2 separate regions of the Homo sapiens genome follow, and region 2 is linked to region 1. Evidence: read pairs that join two places in POLR2A ChIA-PET (ENCODE). Cell type or tissue: PC-9. All regions are shown on one strand. Links, peaks and the distances in the headings refer to the core of each region. The heading gives the core; the rest is flanking DNA.

Region 1 (5,374 bases), core at 182-5,181:
AAGGCCATGCCAAGGTGGCCCAACTGATCGTGCTGGAAGTGTTTCCCTCCAGTGAAGCCCTCCGCCCTTTGTTCACCCTGGGCATCGTGAGTTCAGTTGTCTGCGATATTGGCAGCAACCAGGGGGACCCTTCTGTCTACTTTTCCTGTTCGCCCTCTTGCTTTGTTAAACATTTCCACCACTCTCATCACTTAGCAGGGACAGGGGACAGGGAGCTCTGAACCAAGAGCCAGGAGCTTTGTGGGTCCAATTCTAACCCTGTGACTTTCTTAGTCAGGAATCTCTGGACAGAAACTCAACTCATATGCACAAAAGGAATTGTATTAGCTCCTATAACTAAAAAGTCTAGATGCTATTGACTTCGGGAATAGCTGGACCCAGGTGCTCAAACAATATCCTCTTCATTCTCCTCTCTCCCACCTAGCAGCCTTGTTTTCCTCTGTGCTGCCTTCATCCTCAGGCAAGCTATTCCCTCATGGTAGTGCCCCAGGCTGCATTAGGCTCATATCCTATCAGCTTGGCAATCACCGCAGGAAGAACCTATCTTTCCAATAGTTCCAGCAAACATCTCAGGGCTGACTCTCACTGAATGAGCCTGAGTCAGTTGCCCATTCTTGAGCCAATCAGTGTGTCCAGAAAAATGGAATATGAAAACTTCCTGAGCTGGGCCACCTACACACTAGGGTAAGGGAGTGAGGGCTCTATGAATAGTGGCTGCTTTCGTCGTCGTCATCGTCATCATTATCATTCCCCACAGCAAGCCTAGACTGTCATCTGTTAAATGGGGAGTGGAGGCAAGTACTATCTCATTTAACAGATGAGGCAGGTGAGGCCCAGAGAGGTCAAACCCTTTGCCAAGGTCCCAGAGCCAGGAACTGAGATTCAGACCCCAGAGCCTCCCTGCATAACCCCTAATTCCACACTCGGATCCTCTTGAGAACAATGGGGCCTGGGCTTCTCTTGTTGCAGGAAGCCAGCTCGGAAGCTCAGTTTTACACCAAAGGTGACCAACTTATACTCAACTTGAATAACATCAGGTAAACACACAAATCATCATGAAGATTCTGCTGATGGAAATGAGTCCCGCCTGGTAACCATGGGTTTCTTTAAACACCGACTTTGTGGCTGTCAGGTGAAGGCGGCTCCAGGGTAGGCAGGGAGGTCCTTCCGGATGCTCCTGCTGACAAGGACTGCATGTGAGGGAATGGGGAGGAAAATGAAGTAGGCCTTGCAGCAGCCACGGCACAGGCAAACCCTAGCCGCGGCCAGCCCACTCTGGACACCTCCCAGGCCGTGGCAGTGACAGTCACCCGGCACAGAAGTGCAGGGCTCCAGCTGCCTCCTGCACCCTGCCTGTTCTCCCTCCCCGCCACTTTCCTGTGGCCCCAGAGTGAGTGCAGGGGCTGCCAGCTGGAGCCTCTGGGGACAAGTCAGGCCCAGGGCTCTTTTGATCAGCCCACATAGGGCTGGGCTGTTTAATATAAATGAGTTGTGCACATATCAAATCAGACTATCTGGCTGCCCTGTGCCCACAATCCTACATAGCAACAAACTGTCGAGCCAGGAATTGGGGCGCCCTTTGAAGGAGCTTGGGCCTCCTTGTCCACCACAGCCCTGACTCCTGAGGTTGATTTTTCTGCTCACTGGACTGCTATTTGTTTTCTGTGCCCCCTCTATGCCCCCCACCCCACCCCTGCCATTAGAATGCAAGCTCCACGACGCAAGGGCTTCATGTGGTTCACTGGAGCCCGCACTGTGCCTGGCACATAATAGGTGCTCAATAAATCGCTGTTGAATGAGTGGATGGTGAATGAGTGGGACTTCAGGGGCCGCTCTCACAGGCATCTTCCATTGCAGCTCTGATCGGATCCAGCTGATGAACTCTGGGATTGGCTGGTTCCAAGTAAGTGTTAACAGGTGGTGCCTGAGGGCACAGGGGGTGGCCTGGAATGGTCCACTCTCAAAACAGATATTGCCCAGGATTTGCTTCAAACAAGGTCCCCACAGAAGCACCATGGGGGGCTGGCCGGTCTCCACCAAAGTCCAACTTCCCTCGAGTGTTTACAGAGAAGCCACCACGTGTCAGACACAGCTGAGAACACACACACGCACACACAAATACACTCACAGATACACACTTTCTTTCAGTGAAGTTTTGATCCTGAATTAGAACACAAGTGCCCTTGACTCACAATCTCATTCTGCACACGTAGACGCGCCTCAGTGCCCCTAGACAGCCCTTTCCTGCTGGGATTCAGACCGAACCCCAATACCTCAGTCTGGCGTGTTTTCTCTGGTTTTTATGATTTGTTTTTCACTATTTTTGACTTTTTTTTTTTTTTTTTTTGAGATGGAGTCTCGCTCTGTCGCCCAGGCTGGAGAGCAGTGGTGTGATCTTGGCTCACTGCAACCTCCATCTCCCGGGTTCAAGCAATTCTCCTGCCTCAGCCTCCTGAGTAGCTGGGACTACAGGCGCCCACCACCACGCCCGGCTAATTTTTTGTACTTTTAGTAGAGACAGGGTTTCACCATGTTAGCCAAGATGGTCTCGATCTCCTGACCTCATGATCTGCCCGCCTTGGCCTCCCAAAGTGCTGGGATTACAGGCATGAGCCACCATGCCCGGTGACTAATATTTTAAAACACGGAGAGTTCCACATGCAAATCAGGACTTCTGGCTTCCCTCCAGAAGTCAGAAGTTCAGGCAATGCAGGGCAAAATTCCCTCAGGGCAAATTCAGCTGCAACAGAGTGGTGGGGCCCCTGAGGATGGGGCATCCTCCAATGCACCCCAATCCCCCCATCTACCAGGCCCCAGGGGCGGCTGAGTTCATGCCCCAACCCAGCCCATCTGGTCCCTGGGAGCCCCCACAGCTCTGATCAGCAGGGGACCTGGAATTCCTACATCTCCACCAGCCACCTCACCCATGGGGAGGAGCCACACCCACGAAGAATGATGGGGGGGAACTTCAGATGCTCAACCAGGGTGACAGTGCCCCTTCTCTCTCTCACAGCCTGATGTTCTGAAAAACATCATCACTGAGATCATCCACTCCATCCTGCTGCCGAACCAGAATGGTGCATACCTCTGCCATCTGTGCCCCCTCTCTCCCCAGGGCTTGGCTTTACTTCCCCTGCCCTCATCTCCATGAATGGGGCCCCTTTCATTCATCTCCCAGCCATCCCTCAGAGCCTACTTCAAAATCTGCCTCCTCCCAAGAACCTTCTCAGCCCAATTCCTTTGCTAGTGCCAGAGGCTGGGCTCGTAAAGATGAACCAAGCAGTGGGCCAGACTTGCAGGGCTGGAAGGAGACAGAGGCATAAGCAGACAATGAGAGCAATGACAGAGGTGTAAGAGACAACTGGAGGCGCCTCAGCAGACCCTGTTCCCCCTCTTGCTAGTGCCTGGCCTTGGTCAAGCTGCACAATCCTTCTGAGCCTCAGTTTCTCCATCTGTAAAATGGGGACGTAGAAGTACCTTCTTCAGAGGCACAAATCAGGAGGTGCCTGGCACAGTCAGTGCCCAACACTCTAATTCAGCCCCAGGTTGAATGAGGGGTGGGAAGGGTTTGTAACCTATACAGTTCCACCTTTTTAATTTCTTTATTTTATTAGACTGGAAAAATCTCAAAGTATAGAAACCTCTGCTGGGGATAATGGGAGCCCCTGATGGTTCTTGAGCAAGAGCGTAAGAGAATGTGAGGACTGCATTTTGTGAGGGGCCAGAAGCCAGTGCCAGAGGCAAAGGGAGGGTAGACGAGGCTGGGTCAATGCTGGGGCCAGAGAACAGGCGAGCAGAGGCAGAGGGGGCTGTCTGATCAGGCCTGCCAGGCCGGGGCTCCCCTTCAGGAACCCTGAGCCTGCCCCTGGCTGCCCAGTCTCACCCCAGGCCCATCAGTTTCTGACCACATTTGTTATTTCAGGCAAATTAAGATCTGGGGTCCCAGTGTCATTGGTGAAGGCCTTGGGATTCGAGGCAGCTGAGTCCTCACTGACCAAGGTGAGTGGGTGTGGCCCTAAACATCCTGCCCCAGGGAGGGCACAGCCACTGAGAGCCCTGGCTGGGAGGTGGGGCCTGCACTCCAACCCCAGCCTACAGGTGACCCTGGGCAAGTCCCTTCCCCTCTCAGGGCCTCACCTCCTCATCTGCAAGTGAGAAGGTTGGCTGTGCTGAGGATGGAACCCTCCTAGCCTGGGGTCAGTACACTTTTTCCACCCCCTTGTCATTCATTCATTCATTCATTCATTCAGTAATTCACTAAATATTTTTCGAGGGTCTTCTATAGGCAAGCCATGCTTCTGAGTGCTTGAGGCCACCGAAATGAACAAATGGAAAACACTCCCATCTTTTTCAAGCCTACCTTTTAGCAGAAGAGGCAGATACACAAGCCCTAAAGATGTAACATCAGGCTGAGTGGAGGAAGGCTGAGAAGAAAAATAAAGCAGGCTCAGGAGGAGAGAGTGATGTCAGGGAAGGGGGTGCTGTTTCAGATGGGGTGGCCAGGGAGGGCCTCTCTGAGGAGGTAACATTTGAGCCAATGCCTGAGGAGGTGAGGGGTGAGCCCTGTGGGTAGCTGGGAGAAGTGTCCCGTCAGAGGGACAGCGTATTAGGCCGTTCTCACACTGCTATAAAGAAATACCTGAGGCTGGGCTCAGTGGCTTGTGCCTATAATCCCAGCACTTTGGGAGGCCAAGGTGGGCAGATCACCTGAGGTCAAGAGTTCGAGACCAGCCTGGCCGACATGGCAAAACCCAGTCTCTACTAAAAATACAAAAATTAGCTGGGCGTGATGGCGGGTACCTGTAATCCCAGCTACTCGGAAGGCTGAGGCAGAAGAATTGCTTGAACCCAGGAGGCGGAGGTTGCAGTGACCTGAGATCACGCCATTGCACTCCAGCCTGGGCAACAAGAGTGAAATCCATCCCCCCCCCAAAAAAAAAAGGAAAGAAAATAAATACCTGAGACTGGGTAATTCATGAAGAAAAGAGGTTTAATTGGCTTGTGGTTCTGCAGGCTGTACAGGAAACACGATGCTGGCATCTGCTCAGCTTCTGGGGAGGCTTCAGGAAACTTCCAATCATAGCGGAAGGCAAAGGGGAAGACTGCACATCACATGGCCCAAGCAGGAGCAAGGGGTGGGAGGTGCTACACACTTTTAAACAACCAGATCTCACAAGAGCACACTCACCATCACGAGAACAGCACCAAGAGGATGGCGCTAAACCATTCACAAGAAACCAGCCCCATGATCCAATCAGCTTAGACCCCACCTCCAACATTGGGTTCTACATGAGATTTGGGCGGGGACACAGATCTAAACCATATCAGATGTCAAGTGCAAAGGCCCTGAGGCAGGGATTGTTGGTGTTCCAGG
Region 2 (5,374 bases), core at 287-5,286, 910 kb after region 1:
ATCCATCCTTGCTGCTATACTTGGAGTTTTCTGGTTATAATAGGCTTGCCCTCTGATCCCACAGAAGAATTTATAAACATCTTCCCTATCACTCCAGCCCGCCTCCCAGCCTGAACTCCATGGTCAGCCAGCGGAACGGAGCCGAGCGGCGCAGCTCGCAGAGAGCTGGGACAGCGGCCCTCGTCCTTGTCGCCGTAGTCCTCTGCCACGACCGCAGCGCCAACGCCAGAGACGGAGTTGGCCGGGACTGCACGCCTCTCGTCGCTCCGCGTCCCCTGGCACCTTCTCTTGAGTGGCAGGCAAGCAAGCAAGCAAGCGGGCGGGGTCAGCGCCCCAAGAAGGGAAAGAGCGCGAGGGCCAGCTAACGCCGCCGCCGCCGTCGCCGCTGAGTCAGCGCGAAGCGCCCTCTCCGAGTAGGTGCCGCGCGGGCGGGCGCTGGCGCCAGCAGTCTCATGGAGAGTGCGGGCGGCAGCCCGCGGGCTGGGGCCGTCTCCTGTCTATTTCTTATTTATTCCTTTCAAAATGGCGTCTTATGATAAGCAAAAAAATAAATTTTCTTGAAGTCCAATATTTTATTTTTACTTTTATGGTTAGTACATTTTATGTTCTACCTATGAAATTTCCGTTTACTCCATAGTCACAAAGATATACTTCTAGAAGTTTTATGGTTCTAGTTTTTAATGTAGGTCTATGATCCATCTTGAATTAATTTTTTGTATGGAATGCCATAGGGGTTAGAGCTGTCTTTCCATAGAGATACCCAGTTTTTTTCACACATCTGTTAAACAGGCATTCCTTTGCCTCACTGAATTGATCTGATGCCTTGGTTGATAATCAGTTGACTATATATGTATAGATCTATTTTTGGACTTGATCCTGTTCCATTCATCTGTATCTGTCTACTCTAGCTTTGTGGCAAATCTTGAACTTGTGAGTATAAATATTCTAAATTTGTTCTTTTTTCAATATTGTTTTGATTATTCTAGGTCCTTTGCATTTCCATATAAATTTTAGAACCATGTTGTCAATTTCTTCAAAAAAGCCTGTGGAGCTCTGGAGACGATTTGAGGTTCTATATGATGTTATCTCTCTCCAGAAGGGTTTACTTTTGTTTCTGTCAAGCGAATAGGCTAGAGGCTGAAACTTTCATCTAGTAAGTGTCTGAGGAAGTCAAAGCTGGGCTTTAATCCTTGTGAGAGCTGATCTCTTTCCAATTTGCCCTTATCCCTAGAGTGGAGCCCTTCATGGTCCCAGCTGAAAGCCTGGAGAGGCTGCGCGCGGTGGCTCACGCCTGTAATCCCAACACTTTGAGAGGCCAAGGCAGGTGGATCACTTGAGCGCAGGAATTCAAGACCAGCCTGGGCAACATGGCAAAACCCCATCTCTACAAAAAGTACAAAAATTAACCGGGCGTGGTGGTGGGTGCCTGTAGTCCCAGTTACTCCGGAGGCTGACGCAGGAGAATCGCTTGAACCTGGGAGGCGCAGGTTGCAGTGAGCCGACATCTCGCCACTGCACTCCAGCCTGGGGGACAGAATGAGACTCCAACTCAAAAAAAGAAAAAAAGAAAAAGAAAGCCTGGGGATATTTACCAGGACCCTTCCTCCTTTTCAGGTACCTTACTACAATTTATGTCTCATCAGCCCTGGCTGGGAATCTACTGAAAGCTTATTTATGTATTTATTTATTTATTGAGACGGAGTCTCGCTTTGTTGCCCAGGCTGGAGTGCAGTGGCGCGATCTCGGCTCACTGCAACCTCCGCCTCTTGGGTTCACGCCATTCTCCTGCCTCAGCCTCACGAGTAGCTGGGACTGCAGGCGCCCACCACCACGCCCGGCTAATTTTTTTGTACTTTTAGTAGAGACGGGGTTTCACCGTGTTAGCCAGGATGGTCTCAATCTCCTGACCTCGTGATCCGCCCGCCTCGGCCTCCCAAAGTACTGGGATTAACAGGCGTGAGCCACCGCGCCCAGCCCGCTGAAAGCTCTTTTCAGCCTCTCAGCGCTGCTTTTGCTTTTGGAATCAGCAATTGTCTTCAGAGTAAAGTGTCTCCAAATACCAGTCTCACCTTACTTGGCTTCTCTTTTTCTCCAGATCTTGGACTAGCAAATTCTCACTGCTTTTGTAGCTCTTCCATAGCTCCAAATTGCTGTTTTTAAAAAGTGCTAATTTGTTCAGCATTTGTAATTGTTCTCAGCAAGATGTTTGAAAAAGACCAACTAGTCAGCCTTTGCCAGAAATGGAACTCTATGACACACATTTTTAGAAATATAAGTTCATTAAGATTAACTTTGTTTTGGAAGATACGTTCAGACTTTATTAATGATTTTGGAGACAATTGGGAAATTGCGAGCATGGAGGTTTGGCTTCAGCATTATGAGGGTAAAAAACTCCCACAAATCCTCAGATTGGAATGACAGAGCCCACAAGCAGGATATGATATTTGGAGCTGTTCACTAAGGCTATTTGGTGTGCCTTGTACACCTACCACTTCTTCACCACTCCCTTCTAAAAAGGAGAGATTGGGAAAAATATAGCCTTGTTCATTACTTTTATCCAGTCCCACTGAGGCAAAGTGGCATCACCCATTTATCATTTTTTATTACTGAGCAATAGCAGCATGCAGGTCTTATAGCTGGATACTTCTGGGGAGCACTCCTCCTATTTGCTTTTAGATATCTGCTCACCCACCCTAGCTTAATCCCAGGAATTTTTCACAGTGCTGTCATTTAACAGGGGGAATCAGGCTGGTGGAGATGGCAGTAGCAAGGGAAAAGGAGCATGTGTCCTTTTCAGCAATTTTTTTTTTTTTGAGACCAGGCTGGAGTGCAGTGGCACGATGTCTGCTCACTGCAAGCTCCACCCCCTGGGTTCATGCCATTCTCCTGCCTCAGCCTCCTGGGTAGCTGGGACTGCAGGCGCCCGCCACCACGCCCAGCTAATTTTTTTGTATTTTTAGTAGAGACGGGGTTTCACCATGTTAGCCAGGATGGTCTCGATCTCCTGACCTCGTGATCCTCCCACCTCGGCCTCCCAAAATGCTGGAATCACAGGTGTGAGCCACCACGCCTGGCCCCTTTTCAGCAATTTTAACGTAACCCTCTGAAGTTTCTCAAACTAAATGTGAGAATAGCTGGAAACCTATGGCTCTTGTATACAGATGTACACTATAGGCAGTTGTATAGACTTCCAAACACATACACATTACATGTTCAAATGTATATAAATATAGACTCAAAGCTCCTAGGGAACAGGTAGTATAAGAAAAGGAAGCCTAACCTTAGGCTAAACTAGATAATGTCATGTAATACACTAGACTAGACACTATATGGAAAGAGGTGATCCAAGTGATCCTCTTGAGGAAGGAGAGAATCAAGGAGTAAAAACTAACTTTTGTGGATGCTTGTTATGTGCCAAGTGTGGTGCTTAAACACCTTTTCTATCTTTACACATTCAATCATCATAATGATCCTGCAGAATAGGTATTGTTATCCCCATTTTTAATTTAATCTCCCAAAAGGCCACACCCAAGACCAGGAGCTAGTGTATTTGCAAAGCCAAGATTCAAATCTAATTCTGCCTGGCTCCAAAACTTATTCTCTGAAAGTAGGAAAGAGAGGCAGAAGTTCTTATTTAAACAATTAGACTCTGCAATAGAGTTTCCAAGCAAAATATAATTAATAAATTTGTTTACTCTTTCTCTCTCATAGTGGTCAACAGCATTAATCTCAGTGAATAACACTGTATAAGCACTTACTAGAATAAAAGTGCTCAGTTACTAGGTTTTGCTGGGCAAGTGTAAGGTTGCTTGTGGGTGGTGAGAGGAACAGAGCACAGAAATGTTAACATTCACAAACTTTCTGAACACCTGAGCACTGAGCTGGGAACCCAGAATATAAAGATAAAAAATACAAAACATGTGCTGGGAGCGGTGGCTCACGCCTGTAATCCCAGCACTTTGGGAGGCCGAGGCAGGCGGATCATGAGGTCAGGAGATTGAGACCATCCTGGCTAACACGGTGAAACCCCGTCTCTACTAAAAATACAAAAAAATTAGCTGGGCGTGGTGGTGGGTGCCTGTAGTCCCAGCTACTAGGGAGGCTGAGGCAGGAGAATGGCATGAACCCGGGAAGCGGAGCTTGCAGTGAGCCGAGATCGTGCCACTGCACTCCAGCCTGGGCGACAGAGCGAGACTCCATCTTAAAAAAAAAAAATGAACTTTATCTTCCAAAGTTTACAGTCTAGTTACTTCAGAGATGGTTTATGTGCCATCTACACGTGTAGAACTGACATACCCATAAAAGGAACAGATAATAAAAAGACTAGTAAGTCTGGACCTTCTCTCATGAAACTCAAAGTCTAAGGGGGAATCAGACTAATAAATGGGCATTTTCAATACAAGAGATTAAGTTAAAAGTAAGCACAGGGGCCGGGTGCAGTGGCTCACGCCTGTAATCCCAACACTTTGGGAGGCTGAGGCAGGCTGATCACTTGAACCCAGGAGTTCAAGACCAGCCTGGGCAACATGATGAAACCCTGTCTCTACAAAAATACAAAAATTAGCCGGGTGTGGTGCATGCACCTTTAGTCCCAGCTACTCAGGAGGCTGAGGTGGGAGGATCGCTTGAACCCAGGAGGCAGAGGTTGCAGTGTGCTGAGATCATGCCACTGCACTCCAGCCTGGATGACAGGGCGAGACCTTCTCTCAAAAAAAAAAAAAAGAAGTAAGCACAAGGTGTCATGAGACCATGGAGAGCAAGCATTTAACTCAACACGGGGAATCAGGGAAGCAGGAAGGAATGACTCCTGAACTGACATAGGGAGGCAGAATGAATTCATTTGACATGCTTAGCACGGAACACTGACAATATACGTGTTCTGAACAGAATAATACAGATTATATGGTACCATAGAAAGTCAATGACTCATGATTGATGTATTTCCTGAACAACTAAAGAGTGGTTGCTCTCAGACTATTAATCTTCCTTTCTCTTCCCTATGCTTTTGTCACTCCGAAAGCCCATTCTCTGTTGTGTGGATGTTTTTCTTCCTTTCTTCTTTCCTTCTTTTTTTTTTTTTTTTTTTTTTTCTTCAGTGAAGGAGGATGTCATAAGAGCTGGAGAAACTGAGGAGGTCTTCAAGCAGAATGTGGGACTTGAAGAATTTGTGGAATATAAAAAGAGGATGTTGAAAGGGAAACAAATGGCAGGGCCAGGCGCGATGGCTCACGCCTGTAATCCCAGCTTTTTGGGAGGCTGAGGCGGGTGGATCACGAGGTCAGGAGATCGAGACCATCCTGGCTAACACGGTGAAACCCCATCTCTACTAAAAATACAGAAAATTAGCCGGGTGTGGTGGCTGGTGCCTGTAGTC

Evidence for each region. ChIA-PET counts read pairs that join two places held together with the same protein. Peaks named below come from ENCODE experiments on the same cell type or tissue, not always from the same donor. Only the 100,000 strongest peaks of a DNase experiment are listed, where the experiment ranks them.
Region 2: POLR2A ChIA-PET joins it to region 1 with 9 read pairs; 1 of 35 experiments calls an interaction of 5 or more read pairs at or near these places.

The regions. Positions count from the first base shown.
Region 1 is chr20:33,302,989-33,308,362 of GRCh38, forward strand. It overlaps BPIFB1 (BPI fold containing family B member 1), which reads left to right. Exons shown (of 16, transcript NM_033197.3): 11 at 1-86; 12 at 970-1,037; 13 at 1,858-1,903; 14 at 3,014-3,077; 15 at 3,923-3,999. Among named protein-coding and RNA genes, the nearest start is that of BPIFB1, 22 kb to the left of the region's middle. In PC-9, for the core only: no CTCF peak of the experiment used is centred there; a DNase peak (open chromatin) is centred at 2,683.
Region 2 is chr20:34,215,887-34,221,260 of GRCh38, forward strand. It overlaps a transcript of ASIP not described here and the pseudogene XPOTP1. Among named protein-coding and RNA genes, the nearest start is that of ASIP, 23 kb to the right of the region's middle. In PC-9, for the core only: no CTCF peak of the experiment used is centred there; a DNase peak (open chromatin) is centred at 385; H3K4me3 peaks cover 962 bases; H3K27me3 peaks cover 260 bases.